2 separate regions of the Homo sapiens genome follow, and region 2 is linked to region 1. The links are chromatin loops, found by intact Hi-C in ENCODE. Cell type or tissue: PC-9. All regions are shown on one strand.

Region 1 (8,000 bases):
ACTTTTTGTATTTTTAGTAAAGATGGTGTTTCAACATGTTGGCCAGGCTGGTCTCAAACTCCTAACCTCAGGTGATCCACCCACCTCGGCCTTCTAAAGTGCTGGAATTACAGGCATGAGCCAACATACCTGGCCAATCTCTTCTTATTACGAGTAACTGTTAGCCAAGACCATCACTTATGGCCAAAGTTACCACAATAATTCAGTTAACAGCTGCACAGAACTGACAAGAAGAATGCATTGTGAAGGCAAATCACAGCAAAAGCACACACAGTTGAGAAGAGCTTTGAGTGGGAGGTAGCTTTTGCTTGACATTTTTGTTCCAGAGATCTAGAAGCTTATCTTTCTTTTACTGGCCTCCCTCCAAGGTTCCAGCCCCAGTGTTAGCAACAAACCAGACTGTTTGCCATTGTTCAATCACAGAATGTTCTTTCAAATCTCCAAACTGTTCTTGCTTTCTGTGCCTGAAAACAGCTCCTCATCCTCCTTCAAGGCAAAGTTCCCAAATACGGCATTTGAATTTAATTACAATCTATTGATTATATTGGCTTTTTCCTTTGGCAAAACTTAGTGATCCTACTGAAATAGGGATTATAGTGTAGCAAAGTAATTAGGAGTTAAATAGAAAACCTTCTTCTAAGGACTGATGTTCCCAGAAAGGACTCTTGTGATCTCAGTACAAATGGTCCCTAAATGAATGCTGAGTCCCTCTAATAGGGAAACTGAAATTTCCTCAGAAGTAGATTCAGGAAGCAGAAATATTCTCAAATCCTCACAGTAGCAAAAGCCTAAGGAATTTTCCATACCTCAGGATACATATCAGGGATTTGACATTTGGCACCTACTGTACCATTTCCCCCAAACCACCAATTTATCATTACCCTTTTCAGATGGGGCATTCTAGTGCTACTTACTTCCTAGGCAAACTCTGTGGAAACACCACATTAATCATTTCACATACTTTCAGGGTTGATAGCATTGCTGAGTTTGAGTTTCAGACCTCAACCAACTGGCTTTCAGATGTTTCTCAGTTGTATAGAAATTATCCTTTTTTAAGACTAGAAATATGAAAGTATAATTAGTTTGTGGAAACTGTCTAATATCTGTGACTTATTATACTGAGTTCAGCACTGAATTCCTGCCATTTTATGGCAGGAATTTTGAGCATTTTATGACTGACAAGGCAGAAACCACATGAGTCTGAGCATTCTGTGTGAACAACTAATGGGAATGTAACCAGGCTTTGCTGTTGAAGAGCACCTGTGGAATGGAAATGCTGACTGGCCATTGGCCAGCTTGCTGTTAGTACTTATAATTACCAAGTTCACCACATGGTCATTTGATTTGGTGTGACATTGGTCTCTCCATCAAAGTGCTGCCATTTTTAAGTGTACTATCTATTGAAAAGAGCAAAAAGGACCAAGTACTTTCACATCAGCTCCTGGATCTATGCTCATACATTTTAAACTAGATATTTTCTTTCTCATTTTGGTGTTCCTGTCATTGTTGGAAGTTCAAGATCTTCCCTAAGAGCTACTTTTTAAGTTTGTTCCTGTGGAATATGCCTCCCATGTATTCTCTGAAACTACTTCATTTGGGCTATATCTTTGAATAATATAATAATCAGAGCTAACATTTACTTACTTAGTGGTAAGCAATGCACTGTTTTTACTTTCATTAACTCATCCAATCTTTATGCCATTATTAGACCAGAGAGCTGAGGTTTAGAAAGGTTAAGTCATTTGCCCAAGGTCATGGAGCTGGTGAGTATCAGAACCACTAGCTTTTTTTTTTTTAATAGAGAGCATTGGAGCTAATTCGTATTGAAAGTGATTGTTTTTATCTGGAATTAGCTGGAAAGAGCTATTATTAACTTTGACTTTGAATGTCTTAACTATAGGATCATTCCGGAGCATATGATTAGAGTTGGATTAGTTACCACTGGATGGAACTATGTCTTCTCAGGTAGCAAATTCCTCCCTGTAAAAATCTGTTTAGGAAGCATAGTTTTTGGTCAGGCACGATGGCTCATGCCTGTAATCCCAGAACTTTGGGAGGCCGAGGCGGGTGGATCACCCAAGGTCAGGAGTTCAAGACCAGCCTGGCCAACATGGCGAAACCCTGTCTTTACTAAAAATACAAAAGTTAGCTGGGCGTGGTGGCTTGCACCTGTAATCCCAGCTACTTGGGAGGCTGAGGCAGAAGAATCACTTGAACCTGGGAGGAGAGGTTGCAGTGAGCTGAGATTGCACCACTGTACTCCAGCCTGGGCCACAGAGTGAGACTCCATCTCAAAAAAAAAAAAAAAAAAAAAAAAACTTTGCTATTGTGAAAAGTGCTGCAGCAAACATGGGAGTGCAGATATCTCTTCAATATACTGATTTCCTTTCTAAAATAAAAATCTTTTTAAAAATGCTAGGCTATAGGACTATTTGCATACTTTTGCCTCTGCAGCCCTGGGCAGAAAGCATTTCAAAGTAGAGTTTTTGTGTCACTCTTTGAGAATTTTATCAATTGAACAATAAAGACATGGGACAATTTCATGGGAAGGCACACATACAGAACCCCACTCCACTGCTGCCCCAAGATACTTTATTGCATTAACTGTGCTCCTTGCTAAAAGGCCACTAGTTGCTGGTCAGAGCTGAATAGAAACTCTAGAGCTTGCACAATATTTAGGATCTAGTGTAACTGAGATGCTGAGTCCTACAGACAGCTGTCTATATGACAGAGAATTAGTTCAGCATTTGTGGAAACAGTTAAGACCCAAAAATAAAGGGCAGCAGAGAATAGATTCCCCCACTATGAAAAGACGTCCAGCTAAGAGCTGTAGATATTGAAGGATACTCATTTTGGAAGCTTGTTGGGGAACCATGAGTATTGCTCACTCAGGCTGCATGGGTAAGAATCGGTATACAGGTACAGTGGGTAGGCTGAATTTAGATGAAAAGGAAAAACAGACATCTGAATATAAAAACTCTGACGATAGGGCTACAAATAGAGACAACATAACTTCTTTAAAAAGTAAAACTTTAAAAACCTTGTATCCAAGAATATTCTACTACTCTCTAGCAAAATCTGATGAAGAATAACACTATTAAATTAAAAGTTAATTTGTTATAACATTATGAAATGTTTAAAGAAAAATTAAGTGACTAGGATGAGAAAAGATAATATTTAACATATACACATGAAATAATAAACAACATGTACTGGATGAGAGTAAAATAAACTATTCATTATAATTAAAAATTTTACTCATATGGTTTAAATGATCAGAAAGCAATAAACATAAAATTTCATATTTCATATCTAAAATAATAATAGTAATAATACCCTGCAATTTCCTCTTATGACTTGTAACACTTGCTGATTGACATATTTTTAAATCTACCAGTTTTCAGGTATCAAATTTAATTATGTAACAGTTTTATGTTTATAATTTCATATTTGTTTAATTGCATTTTGAATAAACAAATTACATTAGGTTTAATATGCATGATGTTGTAAAACAAAAGCTATGCCCCTTATTTTATCCCAAGTGTACAGAATTTATCCCAACAGAGCAGGGAAAAAATATCAAATCCTCAATGTTTAGGTATATAAAGAATGTCACAACTTTTCATATTCTGGAAAGTCAAAAAGTCTGGAAGTCTGGAAGAATTAAAATGTAATTTCCTTTACATAAGAAGAGTAATAGTTAAAAAAGATCATATTTGTCATCAATGAAGTGTTTCTCCTGTGGTAATTTATTCATTGGTTTATGGACTTCAATTCTCTAGGTTTAACAACAAATCTATATCAAGATTCTACATAGATTCTATATAGATAGATTCGATGTTTTCCTCTCTGATTTAGCAGATTTGCAGAGTTGTCTACATTCAGATGGTCCTCTGGTGTTTATGGACTGACATTAAAGAATGCATAAGTTCTTCCAGAAAAATAATAAACAGTACAAATATTAGAAATTTTGTGCCCAATGTTTGCTTTTGTTATCAATATACAGTCATTATTTATGGCTTATCTTAATTTCTGGGCTTCTAATGGTTAGAGGCACAAAGCAATATATTCATCTTTTTGGAAACAGCAAAGCACATAAAGCTTACTATCAATCTCTTATATCTAACTACATCCTGGAAAACCTAGTTCATCTCAGATTAATTTTCTAAGATTAAAAATAATAACATAATCTTTAAAATATCAAATCCAATAATATGTAGGAAAAAACAATAATGAAATAGTTAATCTCTGGAAATATATCCTTTTTATGAGTTTACAGCAGGCAATAATATCTTTTTATTTAATAAAATGCTAAAATATTATAAGAAACCTTGCCTTACTCTATTAAGTCATAGTCTAGAAAAACAAGCAAAATTTTAGTTTTTAGAGAGTTGGGCAGAAAAAAGTGAACTGAAATATAACATTGTATATGAATCCTTTTTAAAAAAGTATGTGAAATAAAAATAAGAAGCTTTCTTCATTCCATTATAAAAGTGATGGGTAGTCAATGAAGATTTTATATATATATATGAAATCTAGCAATCCAAAACAGCTATTATATAATTGTGTTTATTATATTTTACAGGCCAATTCATTGGAACATGTCACTCTGAGAGGGAACATTTGTAATCTCCTACTGCCATCTTATGTAATGTCTTGTCACTACACAATACAGAATATGCATGAAGGAAAACCAAAAGCACTTTCTGGAGGTTGTATTTCAAACCCATCACATAAAAAATTAAATATCTATTGTTCCATTCCCCACTCTAATTATACTATTTATTTATAAGAAATTATTTCTAATTTCTTCCTATTAATTTTGTAAACTTTCTATTCTAGTCATGTTTATCTTTTATATACAGTTTATTGTAATTTAAAATGCTATATAGCACCGTATTATTTAGATGCATGAGTAATTCAAAAGCTAGAGTTTAAAATTTATAATAAAGCAGAATCAAAGTACTATTCTCTTTTTTAAAGCAACAGAAGTCAACAGACTTTCTTAGAGACGTTTGTCCTGATGCTGACAATGTCAACTGTAAATATATGCCAGTATTTTAATCTAATAATCACAATGCACGTAGGCTGAATAGGTATTGATTTGTCTATAAATTCTAACAACTCTTGTTTAATACATGTCACAAATTGATCACTATTCAAAAGTCTGTATCGCCCAGTATAATTTGGAAGTCACTAGGAGAGTCTCTCCACTCTTATTTTGCTACATAATACCAACATTGCAACTATTAGGGCTATATATCAATTAGGAATGTGCTCATTCACAAGTAACAAAAACAGCCAACTAACCATGGCTTCTACAAATAAGAGTTTGTCTCCACAAGCAGCAGTACGTTGCCTTTGATTCTATTTCTCAACAATGCCATCAATTCTCAAGGTTCTTTCCAGCTTCCCATTCTACTGTCCTTTGTACAATGACCTTTGTCCTCATGCTTGTCATCTCATAGTCACAAAAGAGTTGCTATAGTTCTAAACATTAAGTCCGGTATCAAAATTGGAACAAAGGTGAAAAGGAGAGTGCCAGATGCACCCATCCCTTTATTATCCTTATTAGTTTCACTGGCCAGAACTATTTCATCCGGCCATTTCTAGCTACAAAGGAAGCTGAGAAAATGAGTATTTAGTTCAGCATAGTCACTGTGACAAAATTAAGAAGTTACAGAGAAGAACAGATAGTGGAAAGAAACAATGTCTGCCAAAAGAATGAGATCAATATTGGTCTATAATTAAGAATTTGGGTCCAGAGAGTGGGCTAAGCAGTAGCAGGAAGCCTCCCTCCCTTTCTAAACATATAATAATGCTAGGTAAAATATGAGGGAAAATACATAGCCAAGCTTAAAGCAAGGAAGGAAATCTTCAAGTGCCATAGACAAAGAGAACCAATAATAATGCTTAGAAGCTGAAGTCCAAACTTTACAGAGGTAACTGGAATGAATGCACCCAAGAGGCAGAAAGGAAGATGCCTGATGACATGTGCAGGCAAGAGCTGGCACTGACCTGGAAGCTGGGAATGGAAGGTCTAACTGGGAGGACATCCCCTACCAATGCAAAGACATGGCACAGATACAAACAGTGTACCTCAGGCCTGGGCCAAACTAGAATCTTTTGTAAGAAGTAAGTTTCTGGCCTGCGTAGTACGCAGATGTGGAGTCTGAATCCTTACACAATTCACACAGAATGGAAACCTCAAAAAGTAAAACCAATGGAAATGGTCTACAACAGGTTCTGTAGGACACTGTAACTGACAAGCATAAAACCTCCCCAAAGGGACACCTTCATAACCATGGGCACATAGAAGATAATTGCTATAAAAGATTAAGTTGCTGGAAAAGCAAATGCCATGAGTGGCACATCAAATGGAAAAAATCATCCCCAGGGATCCACAGATAATAGAGCAATCTCAAAGTAACTCTATAATAAGGGTGTTTAAAATATTTAAAGAAATTGTAACTATCAAGGCAAGATTGGGTCATTATGAAAAAGAACAGGCAGATTTTAAAGTGAATCAAATATGTTTTACAAATGAGAAATATCTCATAATATAAATAATTCCTTAAGAATCTCAACTTTAGCATTGTAGAGTGGTTAGCAGGTTTTTAGGATATCATTTGGAGAATTTTCCACAGATTAATATTTGATATATTTTATAGGAATACACATATTTTTAAAAGAATTAGTCATTGGTCTTTTCAAATCTGGTCTTTGTCAGACTCTATCACCTTTAAAAAATAAAAGCCATAAACATAATCCATACAAGGTTCTGGGGAGTTATGGGAGGAGACCAAGAAAAAGTATTAAAGAAAAACAAGACTTGAGTTGTCCCTTTTCTCCCATGACCCTAAAATGAGCTTACATGTCATTCAGAGAAAACAAATGAAAGGGCTAAAGGACACAGAGTCATTTACAAGAACAAATCAATATAAAACCAATTGTATTTTAAGGAGCTAAGGGATATAGGACAGCGGTCATATAATCAAAAATTGCAAAGATATACACCTTGACCCTGAAGGTCTCCAAAACATGGCCACAAGGATAAATGTAGTAGACCAGATGAGGGCCTCAATCCAAGAAAAGCATCATAGAGAGATGAATTTTCAGCTAAATTTTGAAAGATCTGTGGGGTTGTGGGAGATACACAAATAACTATCAGAGTACTGCTGACTCGCCTTTCAACATTCCTAGGCTTGTGTCTAGTCCTAATCACACAAATTTAAATGAGTTTTAGAGAAACTGGAAAGATCCAAGAGATGTTAAAATTTGTCCAGTAGATGGAATATCAGCATTATGAACAAAAATTAAATGGAGTTGCTTCATTTCACATAAAAAATACACGTGTGCTATGTTCAAGTTCTTCTTTGAAAGTACGTAAAATATTTCGGAAGGAAATTAAGTTACTGTTCCCAGTGAGGAAAAAAGATCCAAATTGGAACAGAATTGATACACAAAAGGCAGACTCTATGACTTTCAAGATCATAAACGCTGAAATTGGCTATCAGATCAGGAACTAACTTCCATCTCTAGGCACAATGGAACAGAACAGAGTCCTCAGAAATAACACTACACATCTACAACCATCTGATCTTTGATAAACCTGACACAGGCAAGCAATGGGGAAAGGATTCCTTATTTAATAAATGGTGCTGGGAAAACTGGCTAGCCATATGCAGAAAACAGAAGCTAGACCCTTTCCTTACACCTTATACAAAAATTAACTCAAGATGGATTAAGACTTAAGCATAAAACCTAAAACCATACAAACCATAGAAGAAAACCTAGGCAACACCATTCGGGGCATAGGCATGGGCAAAGACTTCATGACTAAAACACCAAAAACAACTACAACAAAAGCCAAATTGACAAATGGGATCTAATTAAATTAAAGAGCTTCTGCTCAGCAAAAGAAACTATCATCAGAGTGAACAGGCAACATACAGAATGGGAGAAAATTTTTGCAATCTATCCATCTGACAAAGGGCTAA
Region 2 (8,000 bases), 1.4 Mb before region 1:
TCAACTGCAGAATGCCCTCTGAGGAAAGGAGTGTGAATTTTCTTTGGCATGTTAAATGCTGTACATATACATTTTTTTCCGTGCAGATAATCCCTCAGGGCTACTTCTTATTAAAATATACATTTTTTTCATATTTTATTTCATGACTTTATCCTGTATTAGGGAGCTCTCAGAGGAAATTTGAAATAACTAAGTATTCTTGAAATTTGAAAAGACTGATAAATTTAAAGTATTCCAGATATTATATTAATTGAGATATCAGGTTGGTAACAAATTTACAAAGGTCAAAAGCTTGCCAGTTTCCTGATTGTTAGTAAGTCTGAGGTTTGGTTCTGCAATTTTTTCTTTTTTAAACAAACAAAAAACAAGACAAAAACAGGCTCAATTTTAGTTTCTCTAAGCTTTTCTAAAGTTCTTATATGTCATTTTCTAGCAATCTTTTCTCCTGCCCAAACTTCAATAACAACAACAACAAAAAAGAAACAAGTTTATTTTCTTTTCAATATCGTTTTTAGGGCCCTTAACTGTATTTTTAAGGTTTCTGGAGAAGGAAGATAGTTCTCTTGGTTTCTTTATATGTTAGCACACAAGGAATCACAGATGGGAAGGAGAGTGCAAATGACTATCAGATAAAAGTTTCATGCATTTTAAGATTTTTTTACAAGTCAAAATATACATCCTCCTATTGCCCCCACCCCATTCCTCAATTGTGTAAGAACTATCCCCATGTCATCAGTCTCCTTCACATCTCACTAAATTGGATAAGAAATAAAGACACTTTTCTTGTTAAGAAACAGTATATTTCCAATACTAATCGGTTTTACCAATTGCATTAGTAAGAAATATAGCAGCAGTGTGGGCTGAGTCACCCATCATACCCTTCATTTATGGGGATTTAAATGTGTAAAGTGACAGGTACATGAAATTAAGAGAAAAAATAAAGCAGTCTGCAGACTTCGGCACTAGCACACATAATGGTTTGTTTGTTAGAGTTGTGGCTTGACAATCGCTAAACAGGAATTACAAAATTGTAAATCTGCAGAAAACAAACAATCATAGGTGTTGATTCTCAGTTTAACACTCCTCATCTCCCATTCCCACCCACCCACCCCCATATAGTTTCAAGTATAATAAAAATAGAGATCTCAGCATCAGAATTTTGCTGTTAACTCTTCAAGGTTTCTCTGCGCCATCCAAGCCACACATAGGGTTTGAAGCACCAAATCCACAAGTTTCTCCAACCAAGTTTAAATAGACAAAAAGTGAAGACTGAATGATGCCAAAGTAACTGTTCTTAAATTAAGCTGTAACACAAAGTTCTCCCCCCAAAAACACAGGGCATTAAGCGTCTAGTTCAAGTACTGCCAGGCTGTATGTAGATCTGTCTCAGACAGGCTTCAGACAACAATTACAAGTACACTGCTTCTAGTGGGCATTATCCACGATACCAAAGCAGGGCAGGGATTCCCTTCCATTATCAATTTTTAAAAGTTGCAACCCCCTTTGGGATTGGCTGCCGCAGGGTCAGTGCTGAGCCCGGGGCTTGAGGGGAGGAAGTGAGCCTCCTCCTGGGCAGGGAAGCTCTACATTTAGTTTCAACACTTCTCCTTTCAGAGCTCTCTCTCAGGACTATTCTGGCTTCTCAGGATCCATTGCCCTTGCCCAGGAGAGAGAGCCTCGCTGGGACCCAGAAACCGCGAAAGAAGATTCGACCTACCTGTGGAACCAGACACAACTTGGTCCCCAAAGGTCGCTTAGGCGACCCCACTGCAAACGGCAAGTCAACTTGTGCACTTAAAACGTATCAGTTTATGGAATGCTTGTTTAAAGTCCTCATTGGACATGGTATAGATTATGGGGTTGATGAGGGAGTTGAGATAGCCCAGCCATGTGAAGAAGTCAAAGATGGCTAGGTGGAACCAGCAGGCATCTTTGCAGATAGGCATCACTAGGGAGATGATGAAGAAGGGTAGCCAACACACAATAAAGGCTCCCAAAATGATCCCTAGGGTCTTGGTGGCTTTGCGCTCCCTAGCGGCCATGAGTTTCTTCTTTTCCAGCAGGGCGTCGGAGACTCGCACTTTGACTTGGTTCACATACACAGGAGATCCGGATTCGCTGGGCACGTCGGGAACCCGCGAGTTAATAGAGGTGACCGAGGACGTGGACCCGGGGGAGTCGGTTATCAGCTGGGCTCGGGTCAAGCGCTTGCCGGTCCTGTTGGGCGTCTGTTTCAAAATCCGGGAGCGGGCTTCTACGTAGATGCGGCCATAGAGGGCGATGAGGAGCAGGGTGGGGAAGTAGAAAGCACCCACCGTGGAGTAGACCGTGTAGAGGATGTGGTCGGTGTTCACCACGCATTCCGACACCTCCTCTTCGGCCTTAGCCTGACGCCAGAAGAAGGGCGGCAGCGAGATAGAGATGGAGAAGACCCACACCAGCGCGATCATGACCGCCGCCCTCTTGGGAGTCCTTTTAGCTGAGTACTCCACGGCGTCCGTGATGGCCCAGTAGCGGTCCAGGGCGATGACACAGAGGTGCAGGATGGAGGCAGTGCAACAAGTGATGTCCGACGACAGCCAGAAGTCACAGACCACCTGGCCCAGTGTCCAGCGGCCGGTGACAGTGTACATGGTGCTGATGGGCATCACCAGGATGGACACAAGCAGGTCGGTGACCGCCAGAGAGGCGATCAGGTAGTTAGCCGGGGTGTGCAGTTTCCGGGTCCGGTACACTGTGGCAATCACAAAGGCATTGGAGAGCGTGGTGGCCAAGGTGATGAGCGCCAATAGCATAACCAGCAGTACTTTCCAGGGTAGGGAGATGGAGTCCTGGTAAATGTAGTCCTTGGCGCTGCAGTTTTGGGAGGGAGCAGAGGATAAGTTGGCTTGAGGAACCCAGGTCTCGGAGCCCGCGGGCGGCGGTGGAGCGCACTGAGCACCCGGTTCCTCCATGGCTCTCCTCGCCCCAGCTCCGGAGCGCAGCTCTTGGGCATGGAGCGGACGAAGGAGAGGGCGGAAGGACCGTGGCGATCGCAGGTTTGTCCCCAGTTGATAGTTCCGTGAGTTCCTCAATTATTCCTCCGCCCAGGTTCACAGCTGAAACTAGAGGTCATGGGTGCGGCAGCCAAGGCAGGCGGGCGCCTCCCCTGCACTTCCAGAGCGCCTAGCTAAGCCGCCGCGTCTGTGGTTGTTCCTCTCCACACCGGGTCTTAGACCTGGGTTGCTAAGAGCTGGCCCACCGAGCCCTGCTCCGCTCCAGCTCCCTGGAGGCGTCTAGTGCAGGAGGGTGAAGTACTGCTTGAGGAGAAGGCTTTGACCAAATGGGATCTCTTACCCCAGTTGCTTGAGGCTGAGCGTCTCCTAACCTGGACGCTTTTGGATCTGCAGACTTTGCCCACAGGAGTTTCCTAGGTGTAGAGACCAAAGCTTGCAGGCCAGCGAGAGGTCCCGAGATCTTGCATTCCCACCCCTCGCCCCAAGCTGGGGCACTTTTGGGGGGCTGCAGCGGCCGCCAGAGCTGGGTGGGGTGAAGTCTAGGAGCAGCGCTGCGCCGCGCCTCGCGCCGGAGCTCTGCCCTCCCTCTCTTTTCACTCTCTGGCCACTCGGACGAGCTGCCCCGCGGAGACGGAGCCATAAAAGGGGGGACACGGGGGCTGGAGTTGCGGCTGCTCGGGCCGCGCCGCCGCCACCGCCACCCTGGTCCCACGGGAGCCACTCGGAGCCATGCCACTGGGTGCGCGGGTCTGGAGGACCTGGCGCGGCACACTGGGAAGGGGCAGGTGTCTGGGGGAGCTGGAGGGACGCGGCGTGCACCAGCCCGGGAGAAGCGTGCGAGCTACGGAGCAGATGGGCTCTTTATATAGAGTCCAGGTCCGGTCCGCCAGAGCAGTGCAACTCGTGCGGCGCGGCGGGTGCGGACGCCCGCTCCCCATCACCTTCCCTTTTTCTCTCTCCCTCCCTCTTTTCCCCCCGCCCTGTTCCTTTCCTGGCCAAGGAAGCTCCCGCCGGGTCCTACCGCCCTATCTCCCCGCTTCCCACCCTGGGCCATCCTCCCAGCCCTGACAACCTGGAGCTGCATTTCTGGTCAGGGGAAGAAGGCGTCCTGTTCTCGCCTCTACGGACATCAGAGCTTGCTGCGCTGACCTCCAGTGAGACCCATGTCCTTAGCCATGGTCACAGGTTTAGTCCAGCAGTCTGGCCCTAGGCTCCTGCCTACCACTCCCACCCTAGGAGGCCAGTGTTAGGCGGGGAAGCCCTGGTCTCTGACCTCTCCGCTCTAAAATCATATCCAGCCCTGATGGCCACACCCAGGTTAGGAGGCACCAGTAATATCGCTGTAGAGGGCCCAATGTTTGCATTTTGTACTTTGCCGTCCTTAACTCTTGATACAATAAAAACTATTTTTTCATCTAGTTTTAGAAATTTGTGTTTTTCACTCAACTATGAGTCAACAGGGAAAAAGACAAGCTATCTGCGAAAATGTAAAAGTTATCACAAACAGAAGCCAACTGTATGTGAAATTAAACCTTCTGCTCCACCATCCTCTTCCAGCTGCTCAGTGCTTCAGTGCCTCTGGAAAACAGTTGCCAGTAAGCGTGTTCCTTCCAACAGCCTACCTAGAAAGGAGGTCATCAGAATTCAAGAAAAAAGGGGGATGGTGGGGCGGGGAGGACTGGAACCATCATCAGCACCATCTTGTGTGTCTCCTTTGCCTTCAACTAATATGTGGGAATGTCAGCCATAAGCTGCAGCATGCAATACCAGTACCTAGGTCTCATGACCAGGGACGGATCCCCTGTCCTCAGTTTCTCCTCTGACCTCAACAGAAACAAATGTAGGGTAGAGATGCAAATCAGAAAGTATGAAGAAAAGCTCCAGGAAAGGACAAGGTATTTTCAGCTCGAAGGATTAAATGATCCCCACTACGAATTCCTAGAGCCTAGATCCATGTTTGGCACCTAGAGTGTATCTAATAAAAACTGCATTGTAAATGAATTCATCTGTTTAAGCGCACATATATTTTAAAGAGAATCATTCTGTGTCAGAACCTAAGGCTATCTGATCTGATCCCTCCACCCAGTTTTAGAGGAAGAGTAATTGAGATCCTTTGAAAGAAGAGCTTTTTACCCAAGGCAATAAAGCACAAACCCAAGTTCCCTTAATTCCCGGTTCTCTAAACCAGGCAAGCAGGCAAAAAATAGAGTGCCTACTCTATGCTGAGTATTTTTCTAGGCATCCGAGGTATGGAGGCCAGTGGGAGTAGACTCAGACCCTCTTTTCCAGCAGTTTACATTCTAGAAGAGACAGACAATAACTACATGAACAAGTAAATAATTAATACTTATACTTTTCTGTAGTGTTAAGTGTTTTGAAGAAAAACACACATACACACATGCATGCATTGAGAGTGAGGGTACTCCTTTAACTAAGGTGGCAGCTCTTCAAGGACGTCCTCTAGATGCGGTCTGGGCTGCAGCAGCCACCCTGAGGATAAAAGCACAGCCTTCTCTCTTTTTCTCCTCCAGTCCTAGCACCTAGCATTTTGCCACCAACCTTAAGCCTCATTTTCACCACATTTTAAGGGATCCTTCCCATTCTCCCACCCCATCCACCTAGATAAACAATTATTTTTGTCAACTGCAGCGCTCACTTAGAAACCATAGAAGAGGGAAGCAAAGCCGGCGAGTTTAAACCGCTAGGTGGGGGCATTGGCCAGGACGGATCAAAAGTGTGTGCGATTGCGGGTGTGTCCTGTGGGAGTGCGGGGTGCCAGGAAACAATTTTCCCGTTATCCTAGGAGAACTGGAAACGATTAGAGACAAGTGTTAAAGGGATGGGAAGCGGGGGAAGGCCGACAGGAATGTAACCAGCTCCATGCGACCTTTCCTCTTTTAATTTCTGCTCGGGAGCATGGGACGGAGAAAAAACAAAGCAAAATTTGTTCCCCACACGGTTTTTGGCTTTAGCGGTTTGGGGACCTGTGGCTTTCTCCAGCCATGCCTCCACTGCTTCGCAGAGTCCCAGACTCCCAGAGGAATCCGCCCCTTGTAGGCAGTTTGATTTTACCCTCTTTGGTAAAGAGCTGCTTAAACACACACCGCCATCATATTGACCGGATGTTGGCAGAGTTCAGTGAAGAACCCCATTTCCTTAACCTGACTTCCGCATTTCAAGTATTCCTTTCTCACTTTAAAACACATAAAACATAGGTGTTTGCACAGAGGCGCATGTGTGTGAAACACCCAAGAGAGAAAGAGACCCTGTAAAGTCGCCTGTGCCTGGGTCACCCCTTCGGAGTAGGGGTCGCTGGGTAAGGTCCAAGTGCCAGCTCTGCAGTCCCCAGCGGCGCTAGAAGGAACCTCCAGGCAAGTTTTGGGGGAAATTCACCTGACAGGGGAGGAGCAGAGAGGGAATCAGTAGCGGAAGGGAAAGGGTGGAGATGGATTACCTGAGCGCAGCAAAACTTAGTTGAGTAGAAATAAGCTCCCGTATGAACACCGGGCACTAAAACTGCGAATTAATGTGGTTCCCTTATTATCAATTCCACGCACGTGTACGTTTGGCAGAAGCTGAGTAAGTGGAGAATAACTCTGGAACTGAAATGAAGTCAGTGAACCGACACAAAACCAGATCCTAGCGGTGAGCTGGCTGCGGAGGAACCAAAGAAAAATGAATCCTCGAGGAACCCTCTCCCATGCTAGGAAGATGTAGTTCTACAGCTGCAGCACCAAATTCGAGGCGCAGGCTGGGAAGTTTAAAGCGCAGCGCTAACCAGACTGGACACTGTCAAGGGAAGCATACTCTGCCTACAGCAACCACAAGAGATATCTCACGGAATTTATTGCAACTCAACTCTATGTAAGCTGGCAGTCAGCTAACCTTAGTCAGCCCTAGCCAGCTCTCTTGCCTGCGGCGACTGAGTCTTGCTTTCAGCATCCCTAGAGTCTTCCATCCAGAGAGTAACTATTGAAAGAGGTCCAGGCCCAGGAGCAAAGAAAGTCCTGATTTTATCTTTGCTTTGCTGAAAGAAAAACGTTAGAACACTCATGCGCCTGTCACTTTTCTCCTTTGATACAGGAAAATACAACCCCGCACTCACCATCCCACTGCTTGAGAAATCTGGTGTGGAGGCCTGTCTTGCTGCTTCTTTCAAATTCTGCTTCCTCCATCTATGGCCAGCATATATATATATATTTTCACTTCAGAAACGGGCAGCAGGAGACCACCAGCTCATGTGTGCACCATCCTAATGTGTGCTGGCAGCCCATTTCTAGGTTTATCTTATACTTCCTCCAGTAACTATTCCTTAAAGAACTGACTGATGGCAATGAAACTATCAGGTCCACCCAGTGACTTGGTTCTTACCATCCTTTGTGACTTCCTTGATGAAAACTATGAAAATGTTCAGATAAATGACCATATACATACATAGATATACATGTAATTTTTGCGGACAAATTCTGAGGATTTCCAAACCATATGAGGCCCAGATCCCTTTCCATATTCATTGGCCCTCACATTAGGCCTTTGACCTGATATTTGTGTCATGGTATTTACATTCCATCTGTTTTATTAGAAATTTTGAGGTCTTTCTTACCAAATAATGAAGGCAGGTGCTTTATTCCCTAAATGTTAGTTTGGTGTAACTTAATCCCTAAAAATTGGTAATTCTCCTATGTGTCTATATATGGATACAAATATCATGTAAGCCATATTTCTATTTAAGGAAGAATGCAAACAAAACTTAGAGCAAATATATATAACTTAGACATTTTTAATACCTATCTCCATATGAATAAACACTTTGCTACTTTGAACAGATACTTGCAACAAGTAACTTACTACTGGTTCAAAGATAGCCCAGATCCAACTAGAAGAGCCAGCTCCCAATTAAGATCTAATCACATATTTCCTGGCTGAAGACGTAGGTCTTCAAAAAAAAATTCTATTTTACAGCTACTATTAAGTAATGTAAGTAAGGTTACATAGAGTATGGTG

What was found. Peaks named below come from ENCODE experiments on the same cell type or tissue, not always from the same donor. Only the 100,000 strongest peaks of a DNase experiment are listed, where the experiment ranks them.
Region 2: it touches region 1 in a loop (5-fold over the local background); 6 of 110 quality-filtered maps call a loop at or near these places.

Annotation. Positions count from the first base shown.
Region 1 is chr6:78,831,373-78,839,372 of GRCh38, forward strand. No RefSeq gene overlaps it. Among named protein-coding and RNA genes, the nearest start is that of IRAK1BP1, 32 kb to the right of the region's middle. In PC-9, no CTCF peak of the experiment used is centred here; no DNase peak of the experiment used is centred here.
Region 2 is chr6:77,460,450-77,468,449 of GRCh38, forward strand. It overlaps HTR1B (5-hydroxytryptamine receptor 1B), which reads right to left and starts at 3,042. Exons shown (of 1, transcript NM_000863.3): 1 at 475-3,042. The coding sequence starts at 2,954. The coding sequence ends at 1,782. The region is part of intron 5 of LOC105377864; the gene reads left to right. RefSeq lists a silencer at 1,908-2,052 and enhancers at 5,772-5,821, 6,032-6,091. In PC-9, no CTCF peak of the experiment used is centred here; no DNase peak of the experiment used is centred here; H3K27me3 peaks cover 1,061 bases.